Linked DNA regions of Homo sapiens: region 1 is linked to region 2. A link is a loop called in an ENCODE intact Hi-C map of the cell type or tissue named here. Cell type or tissue: mammary epithelial cell. All regions are shown on one strand. Each heading gives the region's core, and the rest is flanking DNA. Links, peaks and the distances in the headings are about the cores only. Region 1 has its middle 140 kb from the start of PTPN20. Region 2 has its middle 110 kb from the start of GDF10.

Region 1 (8,400 bases), core at 47-8,046, 140 kb before region 2:
CCTGCGCTGTGGGCTGTTTGCTCCATCTCCACTCACCCTGCCCTGGGAATTCATGACAGGTGTCTCTGAGTGGTTCTCCAGAACTCATCATTGGCATCCCATGGACAAGAAGGAAAATAATTTGTTCCCTCTTCCCAAAAAAATGTGTGTAAACAACATAGGCCTTGTCTTTGATGCGAGCCAACTCTCTCCAATTTGATCTGTCTCTAAAGAAGTGAGACAGTGCAGGGTCCCCCTGGGTGGGAGTGATGCCTGACGGGAGCCTGGAAACTTAGCAGCGATGCCCTGGATCGCGGCTCTGGCGTTGGGCCCACCTGGCAGGGGAACGGGGAGAAGCTTTCCCATTGTCCTGATGCGATTCTCCCAGCTGAAACGAGGCTGGTGCACATGTGGGCCGACACTGATGGGATCCAGCTTGCCAGAGAGGTGCACTCCCCCATATGAGCTCTGGTCAGCAGGCACTTACCGGCATTCACTGAGTGCCCACTGTTGTGCCAGGCACTCACGGGGTTACTGGAGGAGGGCACTGGAGGCCTTCATGTTTCCAGGGCTAAGACGAGGGTGGGAGCCTGTGACCTCCATCCCTCCTGGGGCCCCTGATGCTGCCTGATGTGATCCTGAGTCGTGGAAATGAATCCAGATGTGCACACTCGCTCACCTGTGAGTGATGGCCATCCCTCTGATGGCCCCCAGGACCCTTCCCAAGTGAGGATCTTAGTCCCTAAGTTGGGTTCCCTGGCGCCTGACATCTGAAGATTAGGAGCCACCCCAATGACTGGAGGCATTTCTACTGCTGACCCAAGGTGTTTAGCATTAGGAAAGTGCCCTGCAGATGTCACTCCATGTTGTTTGAAAAGAATTGAGATATCACATGAAATATATTTCATAATCCAGAGGAAGTTGGGAGAGGTGTCCTGGGCTCCAGCCCCAGTGCCAGGGGTCTCCTGTGCTTTCTGTGAGGCAGGGTGAGCCTGGGATGGGGTGGGGGCCAGAGCCTTCCACAGGTTTCCCTGTGGGCCAACCTCACCTTTGCTGCCTGGGTCTGGCCATGGTGCTCCATGGGGTGTGGGCCCCAAGCTCACAGACTATGGCAAAGACAAGCCACAGAGAGGAGGCAGCCAGTGGTTCCAGGCAGCGATGGGCTCAGTGCCAGCCATTCCAGGCACCAGCATCCTGCATGTCTCAGCTCCCCTCTCCGCCAGACTATTCTCTGTCCACAGCACCAAACACCAAAGGAAATAAGCTCTGAGAGGCCCAAAGTGGCTCTGGGTGGCCCACCTGAGCATGGACTGGGCCAAGTCCAAGGCACAATCTGGGGCAAGTTGGAGGTCAAGGCCAGATCCCAAATCACAGAACTGAGTCCAATGTGGGAGCTGGGCTGTAAGAAGGAGAAATCAAAGGTTGAGGACAGGGTCAGCGCAGGGAGGCCTCAGAGTGAGGAGGAGACTGGTGATTCGCCTCACTGTCATTGGTCAGCTGGTATGGGCTATGTGGGCAGGTGGATTGGGCTCTGAGGTTCTGGAAACCAGTCATGCCCCATGCAGATGCATGTATACAGACCCGAGCCTCCAGGCCTGATGGGAGGGACCCCTCCAGGGGGACCTTTACAGGCAACACCGAGCTCTCAACACCTGCATCTTAAGGCTCCGAGGACATGGCAGGTGTGGCCCGTGAGTGGCAGGGCCTCCACGTGACCACAGCTTGGGAGGTGTGAGGGGCTGGCTATAGAAGGCCAGGCAATAGTGCAAGAGGTAGGGAGGCCCCAGGGTCAGGGCAGGGGCTCCCTCCAAAGGGCCTAGGGCACGGGACAAGAGGCCAGGCTGCTGGCAAGCTCTCTGTCCTCCCCGCAAAGTCTCATAGAGGAAATCTGTGTATTGAACATGGCCCTGCCACCCTTGGCCAAGCACCTACTAAGGTGCGTTGGCCCTGTGAGGGGCTGGGTGTGAGGAGGTGGAGAGCCTGGGCTTATAGCAGAGCCTGTCAGAAGTCCAGAGAGGGCCAGAAGTCCTGGGTGGCCCAGTAGGATGGGTGAGGAAGGTTCTTGGGGAGTGGAGATACCGGTAGCAGACAAGTGCACCATTCCTGGGACTCAGAGAGGGACCAGCACTGCTCAGAGTCATGGTAAGGAAACATGGGTGGTAGCACTGGGCCCTTGAGGCCGAGGGGAGGCTGACATCCAGCTGGGCAGAGACCACACCACTGGGCCCAACATAGTCAGAACCCAGGAAGCTTAAATTTGGGGACAAACAGACCCTAGGTGGAGGCAATACCCAAGAATATGTTAAAAGGGAACTCCACTCACTGGTGTGAGGCACTGCTCCTGGGCCTGAGTGTGCATTTTCCCTCGAATCTCCACGTGGGCCCTTCAAGCTTGATAGCCAGGAGGGCATGAGGAACCCACGGTCCTGACACTTGCCTGGAGTCACACAGCTGCTTTGAAGCATCCAGTGATGTGAGTGTAGCTCACTGGGTCCCCAAACCCATGCAGGCCATGACCAGTTTTGGGTGGTGGAAAGAGGTGGTCAGAGGACCCAGAGGGCCCAGAAGTCCTTACAGGAAGGGCTGTTGCCAGCTGGGAGCCCGGGCTAGGCCTGTGCATCCTCTCCCCACCTCCCCATTTCCTCCCTTCCCCTGTGCCCTGGGCCAAGACACAGTGCCAAGCGAGGGGACTGCGGTTGCTGTGGAGGCAGGAAAGCCCAGGGCCCGGCTGGAAGGTCATGTGGGAAACTTCTGCTTGAGGGGAGCTGCTCAAACGGGTCACTGGGCCCCTCGGGTACCAGACCTTGTTTTCCTGCGGCCTCCTCCAATGGATAAGGGGCACTGGGGTAGGGGCTTGGCTCCAGCAGCCAAGGCGTGAACAATGGTCTCGCTGGCTGCCCCGTCATGCCCCCTCCTCAGCCGCTGCCCTCCCGGAGGACCAAAGCTGCCATGTGAAAGCGATTTCTCTGAAAGGCTTCTCTGGGGAAACTGGGCGTCGGGGCCTATGCTCACCACACTCCCTGCATCCCTCCTTTCTGTACAGAACCCTGAGTGTGGGCGGGAGGGTGGATACCACAGAGGGTGTTGGGGCATGGGTGCTTCTGGGTGTGGGGGCTCAGATGAAGAGGTGAGTGGCCTGGTGGGTCCATGTGCAATGGGAATGGACGAGGGCCTCGGCGTGAGTCTTCCATAGGAACGAGGGGTCAGGGCTGTAGGGGGACTCTGTGAGGCTGAGTATGCCTGTGCAGGTGGGGGGCTGTGAAGATGTGTGGGAGGCTGCTGTGAAGGGTGCTTTCTGGGAATGGTGCTGTGCTGCTGCAGTTTGCTTAGAGGGCAGATTGAGTGGGAGTCAGGCAGGCAGGGCTGCGTCTGCAGGTTGGGTCTGATCACCCAAGCCTTTCCCTGGGCTCTTTCTCAAGGACAGGGAAGCCCTGGAGGTTGTGGAGCTGGTGGTGAGAATGCTCGAGCATTCTTGGCAAGAGTACTGGAGTGTGGGTGGTGTGCGGGATGGATGGGTGCAGGAGAGTGCAGAGATAGGCCACGTGGTTGGGCCCTGGGTATGTGTCCTGTTGGGGGCGTGAGGACCTGGTTGAGGAGGAAGGCACAAGGGGCAGTTCTGTGGGGGTGAGAGCCATGGGAGGTGGGGCAGGAGGACTATGGCAAATTGAACACAGAGAGTGGAGGTGGGGAGCATCCAGGTAAGGTGAGTCTGGGCCAGTGTGTGCACACTGCAGGTGCTTGTTAATTTGTTGATTGGCTATGTGATTGATTTGTTGGTGGTGCCAGTGGGCACAGGGGGTCCTCAAGAGAGGTGTCAGAGCACGTTTGTATGTTAGAGAATGAGAAATGGCCCATGCATGCACACCCCTATCCCTCTCCCACCCCGCCCAGCACTCCCCTGCCTGGCTTCTGGGGAGCTGCTGCAGAGGAAAGCCCTGTGAGCTAAGCCGCATCATCGTCATGGCCAGCAGGGGGCGCTGTGCCCTTGGGTGGCCCAAGCTCTCCCAACAGCTGGAAGATTGGAAGATACGTTTGTACATTTTTGAGTACGTGCCCTGCTCTGACATTGCTTAGATGGTCATCTCGCCCCCATCCTAGCTGACAACCCGTCTTCACTACATCACCTCCATGCTAACAATACCACGGGATGTCACCTGGGGGTAACCAGGGCTCCTGGACCCCTCAGCTCTGCTCAGCCCTGAGAAAGGCATGCAGAGTCCCCGACGAGAAGACACCCGGAGCTGGGCATGAAACTAAAGCAAGAGGAAGGGAAGGTGGCCCAGTCCCCAACCTGGGACCTGTGGCCACATGGGAAAAGCAAAGTGCAACACAGAGGGTGGGGGCTTCCATTTGGGGGTTCTTTCAGAGCTCAGGGTGGGACCCCAGCAGAGGCTTCAGGCTCTGTCCTCACAGCCTCTGCAGCCCCAGGGCCTCCCACCAGGGTGTGGTTTGCTTGAGAGTGGGTAACAGCAGCACAGGGTGGCATCAGAGGCAAGGACCAGGGGCCCCAGGGACAGCTGCTGGGACCCTCAGGTTAAGGCAGTGGCCCCAGGAGAGCTGCCTTACCTCAGCTCAGCGTTGCCCCTCACTGCAGAGTGGACTCACTGATAGTGAATGAGATCAAGGCCAAGGTGGGTGCTGGTGTGGCCTAGGGAGGCATTCAGCCCAGCCTGGGGAGCTGGGGTTGCCAGGCACAGCCCCCAATACGAGGTATGTCTGAACTGGGTTCTGAAGGATGAGAAGGAGTTGCCTGGGCCAAGAAGGCAGTAGTTGGGGGAGTGTTCTTTTGTCCACAGAGTCCATTTGAGTCAAGGAATGGCATTGGCAGGCCGCCTGCAACACCGAGAGGAAGAGGCCAGCACTGGGTTGGGCACCCCTGCAACACAGACAGGAAGCGTGGGCTGGGTGATGGAGGCCTGCAGGTCCTCTCAAGAGCAGAGGCAGGGCAGCCCCTGAGGAGGGCGCTGGAGCCTGGGCCCACACATGTTGGAGCCATGGGAGGGAGTGTCGGTCCAGGGCCAGAGGCTGAAGGCACTGCAGGGGGGTTACTGCAGCTGGCCGGGTTTCTAGGTTTAATGTTGAGACCGACCAAATTTGAATCTTGGTTCAAATCTTGGGCCCTTCCGGGGACAAATAGCTCAACTTACCTGGAGCTCAGGATTTCATCTGTGAAGTGGAAATAGGGGCTGTGTGAAGTGGGGTGATAGCCTGCCAGGGTGATTCATAGGGTGAGTTGAGATGACATTTGTAAGCCCTTGTCAAGGTGCCTCATGCATAATAGGTTCAACAAATATTAATTCCCCTTTCTCCTCTCCTTCTCCTTCTCCTTCTCCTTCGCCTTCTCCTTCTTCAAGGATTTCTGCACATGGGTGAAGCTGGGAGGGAATTTATCTAATTGTCTAATTTTGTCCTTTTTTATCTAGCATGAGATAGTGTTCCCATTTTACAGATGAAGAAACTGAGGCCAGCCAAACTAAGTCATTTTCCCAGGCCACACAGCTAATGAGTAGCAAACTTACTAGCTGCCTTTCATGTCTGGGGAATGGGCAGCCCCATGCTAGGGCTTCCTTAAAGGCCATGGGACTTGGTCCCTGGAAGGGTGTGCCAACTGGGTTGCCTGAGTGGAGCAGAAAGTAATTGTGTTTAAACATGAGCTTTGGTAACAGCAAACAAGGGCCATGAAACACCAGCAAGTCTTTCTCCTCCACAGCCTGGTGGTCCTGGGTTTCCTGGGGCTCGGACCTCTGCTTTGTGACCAGCTGGGCAGGTGACAGACATGAAGAATGACCAGATGTCTACACCGGCTGACCAGCCTGGAGGCTGTACTGCAGGTGGGCTCCTGCCTCAGGGTCATCTGAACACTGGGACAGCTCCGGGGAAGGCAGAGCCCCATGACCAGGATGAAGGCGAGGGAGGAGCATGGGCCCTGGAAGCAGAGGCCCCCCTGCCAGCCCTGAAGGTGGCTGGGGCCCAGGGGTGGGTGTTAGGGGACACCAAACAGAGGTCATGAATGTGCTGTGCTGGCCAGATCCGTCCTGCTGATGTGTTTTATTTGGCTTGCAGAGTGCTTCTCAAAAAACTTTGAATTATGTCTTAACATTTTCATATGAAAATCTAGATCTGCAGTTTCTCCTGAAAAGTTGGAGACTCTGGCCACAGATGTGAAAGGAGACGTGCGGCAGGAGAGCGGCTGCCCAATCTAGTTGGTGGCAGGTTCCTGCAGACCCCACCACTCTCCATAGTGCTCCCGGCACTGCCATTCCCTGCCTGGGCCCCTCGAGGCCCCTCTCTTCACAGACATGAGCCCTCAGCCCCTTGCCCATGACCCAAAATCTGGCTGTGATTTCCCACTCTGGCCAGTTTCCCTAGAGGGGGACATGAGGGACGTGACACACACTCAAGGTCATTAGTCTCAACAGTCTGGGACTGAGTGTGAGGACCAGGGAAAGAGGGCTCTTGCCATCCCCAGAGCCAGTGATTCAGAGGGTTTTGGTGGGGGGCCTGGCTGGAGCAGACACCATGGAACCTGAGGGGCTTTGGGAGGCCTTCTACTCTCATGCAAGAGCAAAAAGGCCAGGGCTGATTTGTCTAGCCACATGGTGACGTGGAGGAAAACTCCATCATCCCCAGGGAAATGCAAGGAAAGGGGGAGGAAGGAGAGAGAAAAAGAGAGGGAGAGGAGGGAAAGAGGGAGAGAGAGACAGAGACAGACAGAGACAGAGATATAGAGAAGGATAAACAGAGAGGGAGACAGAGACAGAGAGAGAAGAAGACACAGAGAAAGATACAGATAAAGACAGAAAAGAAGAGAGAGACAGAAATATTGGGAGCTTGACAGCCACAGAGCGAGAGACTGAGTGTCTATGATGGGCAGCCAGGTCCCTCCTATGGGGCCTGTGGATTCTCTCTTGACAGCTGGATGGCCACTCCCCTCTCCTCCTCCTCAGGCCTGCTGCTGGCTCCAAGGAAGCTGCTGAGATAGGGATAGGGAGAGAGTTCCATGCTAACAAAATGGTGCATACCAGGTGCTCAAGATAGCTATGTGGAGATAGATGCCTACTGCTCTGTCTCCCAACAGCGCAGATTTCTGTTTGCCAGAGGGAGATCACCTTCGCTGGCTTGGAAAGTGCCAGGAAAGGGCCAGTGTAGCCAGGTGGGCTTCTGCAGGTGGCCAGTGGTCAGTGGAGGGGCTGGCACCTTTCTCGGCAGCAGAACCACTTGAGAAGGCCCGGCCCCTCTCTGAGACCAGGCTTCGGCCCCAGCACCCGAAGCCAGCCCCAGTAGGACACAGACTGGGGCCTCAGGATCATCCACAGTAAAATCAAAACCAACTTTTTCCACGGTACCAGGCCAAGTGTGATAAATTTGGAAAGTAATATTTGCAAACCGTTTCCCGGCATCTCACAGCAGATTGGCTTGGTGCAGCTGGCATGGCGTGCCCAAGTGTGTGCGGCCGGGACTGAGGGGCTGCTGGGACTGGTGAAGGTAGGAACGTGGTCGGGAACACCAATTGCATTTCATTAGAGGCTGGTGATGGGGCACTTCCAAGTGGATGGTTTGGAAGCCCACGACAAGGCAATGTGGGGGGCCAAGCCAGACTACATTATTCACAATGTGGTTTTCTAGCTGCTTCCAAATTTGATTTTGCCAGTTGAGGCTGAGCGAGTTAATCCCCTGGACTTCATCTCTTGTGCCTCAATTTCCCAAGCTTCTCCAAGGTGTTGCCCTTTCCTCTCTGACCACTAAATCTGTGGGAATGAGCTCGAAGCCTGCACCCAGTGCTTCCTGTCTATGCAGCATCTGTATTGACCAAGTCACAAACTGGTCTAAATAATAAATAGGATCAAAGACTGACCCCTGGATGGGGTTGGCTCCACCGCATTTCTGTGGCTGTCAGTGGCCTTGGCAAGCTGATAGGCGCATCAAAACCTCTTTGGTATAAAAGTCCAGATGAGGGAGATCAGAGAGTGTGTGGGTGCAGAGCCTCTGGGGAGGACGGGTTTGCAGGCTACACTGTGTTCAGGTGCCCAGGTCAGTAGGGATCCTTCCCTGCAGGTGGCCTCTGAGATGCCTTTCACCCACCCTGCACTTGTGACATCTTGGCTTGTACCTGGGGACCTCTCTCTGCACCGTACACAGAAACAAATCTCTACCTTGATCTCCTCTGGCCCTCCATTTTCCCTGCGGCACATCCCTTCCTGAGATTGGGCCCCAGGGCTCCCCTGGCCAATGTAGACTCCCCTGTGCCACCAAGACCCACACCGAGTCCCCATGTGTAGGTGTCCTCTGCAGGCTGTGCTGGGTTGTGGCGCCAGCCTGTCTTTGTCTGTCACCCACCCTCTGAAACTCAGAGGTGATAGCCAAGTTCACAGGCTTGTCCCATGTGTATACAGTCTGCTGGATTCTGTGAAATCAGACATA
Region 2 (8,400 bases), core at 125-8,124:
GAAGCAGGCAGGAGACAGTCATGAGAGCAGGAGGAGATGGGACCCGAGAGAAGGGAGGCGTTTAGAGCAACCATGTGCTAGGAACTGCCTGGGAGTGAATGAACCACAGAGAAGCGGCAGTGTCCGCAAGCGTGCACCATGCAACATGTCTAAAGGCAGAGGCAAGGATGGCTGCAGAGGTGAAGCAGAAAGGTCCTTTTCACTCAGCAGCCTTGCAGAGCTTCATTGAGCAGAGCTCAAGGGGATGTGTCCCCCTCATCTGGCCACTTTGTTGCTGGCCCTTTGCTTTGTCACCATGTGGCACTCTCTCTTTCTGTCTCACACCTGCCCCCTTCTTTCTCTCTTTCTCATCTGAACTCTAAAGTGCATATACACCCCACTCACCTGAGCAGGGTGCCCAAGTGAAGGGGGTGGTTTGCTAGAACCCTTGCCCACACTAGATGCTGCATCCATTCCTCCACGTTTGTACGTATTGCAGGGATACCTGGTTTGAACTGCTGACCTCATATCTTTACCGTGACCTCGGTGGGCCAGAGATGCAGGCAGCTGGCCATGAAGACGCACTTCCCCGAGGAAGAGGAGACAGGCTCACCCGCTGCAGGGCAGTCCCACAGCCTGCCTGCAATGGAGCCTTCAAGAATACAAACACTTCTAGAACAAGTTATCAGGAACATGGCATGGTTGGGCCTTCTCTGAACGGGCCCCAGGTGAAGTGGGCCTGGTCAGACACCATCTGGCCAGACATCACCTCTTCTGAGAGCCTTGGCCTCTGAGAGAGGCCTTGAGCTGAGGCAGGAGGGCCAGTGTGTGGGGCCACAGCAAGGGGACCCCCTGTGTGGCCACTATAGAGGGAAACCACGATGGATCACTGGCTTCTCCTTCATCTTCTAAATGCATGTCTTCTGAACACCTACTGTGTGTCAGGTGCTCTGACAGAAAGATGATCTCTATCCTCAGGGTAAGCCATCTGATAAGGGAGAAACATCTGCCAACACCCTCAGCCACAGCGTCACTGGGCTCAAGGGCCACAAAGGAGGCAAAAGCCTGCAGGGAAGTGAGGCAGGGGTGGCGTCTCCTCCTCAGAGGACCAGGCAAGGGTTTCACAGTGGCAAGGCAGAAGTTGGGGGGTGGGGAAGAGGAGGTAGGGTGGAGGTGGGGAGAGAAGAGGGACTAGCCCCTGAGGTGAGGTTCTCACTGGGAGACTGGATGATGGCTCGGCCACTGCCATCCTGAGCTTCTGCTGGTACCTGAGGCCCCACCTTCCTACCAGGATATGGTGAGGGCGAGTTTGCACAGGCCTGCAGTGGAATTACCTCAAGACCTTCTGGGACAATCAAGTAAGAAGGGAAAGGGAAGAGAAAGAAGAGAGGAAGAGGAGAAGGAGAAGGAAGTGGGAAAGGTGCAAATAATTTATTTCCTATCACACCCTGAAAATTATTGCAATCTACTTGAAATGTTTGATGCCACATGCACACAAAGAAACCATTGTCTAGATGCTTGACCTTCCGGTCTGTGACCCAGTCTTTGACAACTCAGTCTTGAGACCAGGCATCATCTTGCCAGACACAAAACTTCTGCTTCAGGTCAATTTCTCTCTGAGACTGGGAGCTGCATAAGGGCAGAGCCTCGGTCCACCTCGCACTCCATCGTGGTGTCCTCAGAACCTCACAGGTGCTCAGCCACTCAAAAATATTTGCTGAATGAATAGAATAAAACTAAAAGTTAAGGGAGAAAAAAACCCTGAAGATACTGAGTTTCCACTAATAATTTAAGACAAGATGATGTAGCAGGAACACAATCAATGAATGCTAAATGAATGGATACTTGGCCTAAAGGGAAATGCTGTGGGGTGAAGGTAAGGCTGGGATGCTAGGTAGGGGGGCATGGTATTCTCTGTTCTCTAGGGAAGATGCTCAGAACATTCCTTTATCAGGGCATCCCAGCTCTCCAACACAGCACAGAAATTCCACAGCACAGATGTCCTGCATGATATTCCAGTTTCCAGGGGCCATCTCCTGACCCACCCACTGTTGTGTGTGTGATGGGTTGGTTTTACACCAAGGATCATGTTCTTTATCGGAGAGATAAGGCTGTAGTCTAGGGGATGGTGACAGCCATTCCCCAGGGCTAACTTTACCCCACATACTAACTTCTCCCATCTTGTTGTCCTGGATGGAAGAAATATCCTCTGTCATAAAGAATTATTCTGACACTTGTTAAAAATTGCAAGACTTTATTTGGGATTATTGCAGCAGGGGAGAGAGATTGAACTCAACTTGGAATATACCAGGGGCAAGCAGGAATTTACAGAAAGCAGGGAGAAGGGGTGGAGGGAAAATTACTGGGAGGAGTTTGGGTAGGAATCAGGGGTGGAGGAAGAGGAGTTTGATCAGCTATCAAGGATAGGAAGATTTTCATCAACTGAGTTAGTAGGATTCTTTGCTAAAACTGGGCTTAGCCTGCTAAGGACAGACCAAGGCCAAGATCTAGGTGGAAAGAGGGTTCAGAGGAGCCTGGTTAAAATTTTATCAAGGAGACAGTCTTTGCCACCCTTGACGAGAGAAAGGCTTGCCTGAGGCACAGGTTTGCGTGGGCACGGAAGGGAAAGAATGATTTGAGTGAAGCACTGTGGAGTGCCTCAGAGGGTTCTCAGGCTCCCAGGGAGATAAGCCAGGACTGTGGGTTAGGGGAAAGATCTAGAAGAGGTGGCAGGAAAAAGCTGGGCCCCAGGGATCCTGGTGTGTAGCCCAACACAGACATTTTCCCGGTGAATAGAGGATATACCTACAGCACTCCAGCTGTGAGACCCCAGTGAGCTGCAGGCACTGCCACTCAGAGGGAGGAGCAACAACAGGCAGGGGCCGTAGCCTGGGGCAGGGCAGCAGCTCTGAGCCTGCAGAGGTGGCATCAGCAGCCAGAGGCAGATGTGCTTGGGAACCTCAAGGTGGAGAAGGAGGGCTGCCACCGACCACCAGCAGACACCCTGGGGGGCCGATGAGTCAGTGGAGGTATCTGGGGGGACAGTGGTGGCCCCTCGGGAGTTCTGTGAGCTGGGCTAGAGCCAGAGAGTACGGAGCTAAAGCTGTTGGGTCCCATTCTTGGGTCACAGCCCCCAGGTGGGCTTGGACTTCTGGAGCTTGGCCTGCATCCCTGAAGTCCTGGAGAGTAATAACAGACAGTCAGGTCGGAGGCCGAGGCCTGGCTCAGTGTTCATGATTAAGGACAGAGTGCATTACTTTCCCCGGACTTACCATCCTATGGCATCAGCGTGGATGAATGCTTTACTTTAAAAACCTGTTTGAAAAAGGCAAGTCTTCATGCCATTTCTGCCCAGGTGTTCCATTTTTGGGAACTTTGCCAAAGTAAATAATATTAAACAGAAAACAAGCTTTATGCACGAAGATGTTTATTGCAGTGGTACTTATATGAGCACAGAACTGCAAACAATACAAATGTCCCACCACAGGGAACGATGATTAAGTTCTTTCATAACCCACTCGAAGTATTTACTCAACCATTAAAAGTGATTCTTACACATTCTATAGCAACAAGGAGAAATGTTTAAAATGAGCAAAAAAGTGGGAAACATAACTGCATATATACTATGTCTGTGTACAAGTAAATAAAAATTCAAGTATTTCTGCATACAAGAAAATAAAATTGAAGAACTTCAGAGTTCCAATAGATTTAAACGTTCCTCTGTTAACCAGGAAACCTGTCTGTCCCGCACCTCCTAACTCCAGATCATACTCTACAAGGCAGCACCCCTGCATGGCTCAGGTCAGTACACATGTCATTGAGGCATCTGGCCAGTAAGGATACTTGCTTGCACCAAGTGACCCTGACAGGCTCCACTGGTCAATATGAGTTAGGTTAGTGCAGTAACAACTAACCAAGAAATGTCAGTGGCTCCAAACAGCGCGGGTCTGTTCCTCACTCAGGTTACATGTCCAGAGTGGCTCAACTGGGCACTCTGCTCCTCACTGTCTTCACTCAGAATGCAAGCTGCTGGGCCTGGAGGTTTGTGGGTCCCCCTTGCAGATTGTAGAGGGGCAAGAGATGTAAAGTGGCTCCCATCCATAATTAAATGCTCCATCCTGGAGGCAGCTCACATCACTCCCACTCACACCCCACTGGTCAAAATCAGTCACATGGCCTTCCCCACTGAGGAGGCTGGCCTGCTCTGTGCTGGGAAGGAGAGAGGGACTGGCTACCTCAGGGCACAAGGGCCCCGAGGGCTACATTGGCCACAAGGGCCTGCTGTGAGCTGAGTGCTGCCAGGAGATCCCTTGGGAAAGTTTCCTGGTGTCTATGGCTCGGTGTCACCCTTCAATGCCCTGACCATGGCCTAAGAAAGGCAACACTATACATGAGGTCCCAGATGCACCTTGAAACCACAGCAAATGACTCAACTGCCATCCTTATTTTCCGTTTTCCAGGTTCAAAATGGAGATATTTACCTTCTACAAAATTATTGCTTCTGGGGCACTTTACAGAGTGGGAAACATGTTCACACCCAGGCGGCCCAAGGGCCATGCCTGCTGCTGAGCTACACGGTGCCACGTCCAGAGAGCCTCTCCATCTAGGCTTGCTCTCCCCCCAGAGCTAGCTGCCTTGTCTGCAGGGACCAGCTATTCCCCAGAAAGAAAAATAAAGTTCTAATCAGAAGTAGTGAGGATTAATTTACTAAGCTTTATTTCATTCTTGGCACTATTAGGACGACAAAGTTTACAAATAAATGAATGAGTAAAGCAGAAGCAAGATGAAAGCATTTGTAACAAAAGCACTGTGTCTGTGACAGCTGAGGAGTCTGTCTCTGAGTCTCTCTCTCTTTCTCTCTCTCTTTCTCTGTCTCTCTTTCTGTGTGTGTCTTTTTCTTTCTTTGTTTCTCTCTGTGTCCATCTGTCTCTCTCTCCGTCTCCCTCTCTCATTGGTCCCACCTCTGTCCCACAACCATGATAGTAACGGATTTATTTTTGCTTCAATGTTATGTTGTCAGCATGATGATTAACTTTTCCTATCAAACATGCTTGAACTGAGATATATCCCTGCCCACTGTCATGCCAGGCTGAGCTCTGAGAGATTTATCAGGAGGAGGAACCTGGGGGTGGAGAGGGCCATGTTAGTTTTGGATAGCTACGAAGCTTAGTGGATTAAAACAATGCAAACCTGTCATCTCAGTTTCCAGGGTCCAAGATTCCAGGTGCAGTGGGGTGAGGTCCTCTGGCCAGGGTTACCCTGGACTGAAATCATGGTGGGAGCTGGCTGGCTCATTTGAATGGTTGGCAGAATCCAGCACCTTGTGGTAGTAGCACTGAGGTACCTGCTTCCTTGAGGACTGTCAACCAGAGGCCACACTCAGCTGCTAGAGACCCGGAAGGCAGTCCCTGGCCCTGTGGTGCCCTCCAGGGGTGTGGCTGCTTGCTTTCTCCCAGACCAACAGGAAAGCTTTGGAGGTGTTCCCGTTAAGGTCTCACCTAATAAAGTCAGGCCCACTTAGGATAATCTCCCTTTTTATTAAATCAAAGCCAAATGATCAAGGACTTCAATTCTAGCTGCCCAGGCCCCTTTGTCAGGTACAGTAACCTGATGACAAGGGTGATTCCGCAGCGTATTCACGGGTCCTGCCCATAGCCCAGCGAAAGAAATTAAATGGGTGTTGACACGCAGGGGCAGGAATCTTGGGGCCATTTTAGAATCTGCCCACCACAGGTGTCCCCTCTTCCAAGGTCAATGGATTCACAGTTAGAGGAAGCCTCCAGACCACACACACTAAGCTGTCCTGGGCAGCTGCAAAGAACCATGTTTTCAAGGAGAGTTCTTTCTTGCCGGGAGGGCTTGGTCAGGAGAGGGGCCTTCTGCAGTTCCCAAGGCAGAGGGCTGGAGCAGAGAGGAGATGGATTTCTCATTTGCAGGCGCTGTACCTCCTTCCCTGTGCATCTTCCTAAGGAAGTGCAGGGGCGGGGGAGCAGGGCAGCCTGTGGGAGGGCAGGGCTGGGAGATTAGGGCAATGCCACACACAGAGGGGCAGCAGACCTCAGACCCCTGGGGCAGCCACACTAATATTTTCTTCTCCCCAGTCAGGGGAAACAGAGGGCAGGAGGCCCTGGAAATGATAGCATATGTGTGTGGGGCCTTGGCACACAGCGTGAGGGGTGTCAGAGAACTCTCCCCACTTTGGATACAGATGCCCTGGCCTTGGTCCAGGGGCCATCACTTGGAGGCATGCCCCACTCAACTCCCTGTCAGCAGGGCTTCCGAACAGGGACCACGGCCCAGTGGTCAGAATTCAGGTCTCTGTGAGGCTGAAACCCATGTGGGACCTGAAAGTCAATACTGAGTCTCAGTGACTGTCCTGGGGCTGGAGCTGGGAACTTGGGTTCTCTCTCACTGTTGGCCTCGGGCAGGTCACTGAGCCTGGCTGAGCCTCAGTTTCCACCTCAGAATATGGGGGTAGGTGCAGGATGGAGAGAGACCTTTATGAGAGCAAGTTTTCTGATGGCCACATATAGTTGATGTGTTCCACATGCCTTTTGCTCCCGGAGACCACACTGCAGATCTGTGTGGCAGTGACCTGCTCCGCTCCGCTGGGGAGAAGTCGAGTCTGCCTGAACTGGTTTGAAAGATCGATCTCTCCTCTGCCTGCCTGTGTCTGCCATCTCTTGCATACAATTAGGACAGCCTTTACCAAACAGAGTCAAGGAAACCAAAAGTGACTCTCCTTCCACCCCACCATGAGTGGAAGCTCCCTAAGGTCTTTATCAGAAGGAGATGTTGGTGCCACACTTCCTGTACAGCCTGCCGAACCATGATCCAAATAAACCTCTTTTCTTTGTAAGTTACCCAGCCTCAACTATTCCTTTATAGCAATGCAAATGGACTAAGACAGTGACCTTGGATAAACCAGGGCCGTACTCTGAGCCTCAGTTTCCCCATTTCAAAATGAGGAATTTGGGCTGGTCCTACAATATCCACTACGTAGCCTAAGGTCTAGGGATAAGCCCACTTGATTCTGGGACAGCCTGCTGTGATTTTTTTTTTTTTTGACAAAGTCTCTCTCTGTTGCCCAGGCTGGAGTGCAGTGACGTGATCTTGGCTCACTGCAAACTCTGCCTCCCTGGTTCAAGTGATTCTCCTGCCTGAGCCTCCCAAGAAGCTGGGATTAAGGTGCCCACCATGATGCCCAGATACTTCTGGTATTTTTAGTAGAGATGGGGTTTCACCATGTTGGCCAGGCTGGTCTTGAACTCCTGACTTCAGGTAATCTGCCTGCCTCGGCCTCCCAAAGTGCTGGGATTACAGGCGTGAGCCACCATGCCCCGCCCCTTTTTAAACTAAGTTGTCTAGCACCAGCACTTAGTGGGCCCCAATATCTCCCTTACTAAAACTAGGCTGAATAATGAGAAAGTCTCTGGGGAAGCCCCTCAGGTTGGGTAAGGATGGAGGGTCAGCAAGAGCAGACGGCGTATGACAGAGTTCATCACTGAAGACAACCTCCCGAGGCAAGCAGGGGTCTCTGCCTGAGGCTTCCCAGGGCTCCCCACCCACTACTGGACACTTCCGCCTGTGCTGCAGCCCATCTCCCTGTCATCTGCATGGAGTTTCTGGGGGTTTCTGGGGCCTGTGCAGGGGACCCAGTAGAATGCTCACCTTGGGGCTGTGGGGCAGACACAGCTGGGCTCTGATGCAAATTGTGTGAACCAGAAATCCCAGCCCTGGCTTCCCGGCCTGGCATTGCTGCTGTGGGACCTGGGGACCACCACCTGTCTTTCCAAAGTCAGTTTCCTCATCTGCAAAATGGAGCCAATGAAACCAGTTTCTCCTGGGTAGACTGAGAATGAACTAATCCAAAATGGACTGGGTGTTATGGGCTAAATTGTGACCTTCCCCCCAAACAAATTCATACATTGAAGTCCTTAACTCCAGTGCCTCAGAATGTGGCTGTATGTGGAGATAAGGCTTTTAAAGAGGTGACTAGGTTAAGATGAGGTCAGTAGGGTGAGTCCGAATCCAATATGACTGATGTCCTTATAAGAAGTGATTAGGGCACAGATGGACACAGCAGTAAGACCGTGTGAAGGCACAGGGAGAAGGCGACATCTCCAAGCCAAGGAGAGAGGCTTCAGGACAAATCTACCCCGCCGACACCTTGATCGCAGGCTCCAGGGCTCTAGAATTGTGAGAAAATAAATGTCTATGGTTTAAGGACGGTCTGTGGTGTTTTGTACGGCGGCGCTTGCACACTAATAGATGGGAGATTGGTTTTGCATTAGGCAAAGGGGAAAACCCTGGAGGAGGGTGCTCTGCCTTGCCGCTCCTCCTGAGGCCCCCAGCCTGGTGTTCCCAGGCCTGCCCCATGGCCTGTAGTGCTCTGTATCCAGTGCAGAACAGCCAGCCATG

The links. A loop is a pair of places that touch in the nucleus more often than their neighbours do. Peaks named below come from ENCODE experiments on the same cell type or tissue, not always from the same donor. Only the 100,000 strongest peaks of a DNase experiment are listed, where the experiment ranks them.
Region 1: it touches region 2 in a loop (2.4-fold over the local background); 3 of 110 quality-filtered maps call a loop at or near these places.

What each region holds. Positions count from the first base shown.
Region 1 is chr10:47,043,823-47,052,222 of GRCh38, forward strand. No RefSeq gene overlaps it. Among named protein-coding and RNA genes, the nearest start is that of PTPN20, 140 kb to the left of the region's middle. In mammary epithelial cell, for the core only: a CTCF peak has its summit at 3,951 (motif pointing right); no DNase peak of the experiment used is centred there.
Region 2 is chr10:47,187,091-47,195,490 of GRCh38, forward strand. No RefSeq gene overlaps it. Among named protein-coding and RNA genes, the nearest start is that of GDF10, 110 kb to the right of the region's middle. In mammary epithelial cell, for the core only: no CTCF peak of the experiment used is centred there; a DNase peak (open chromatin) is centred at 3,371.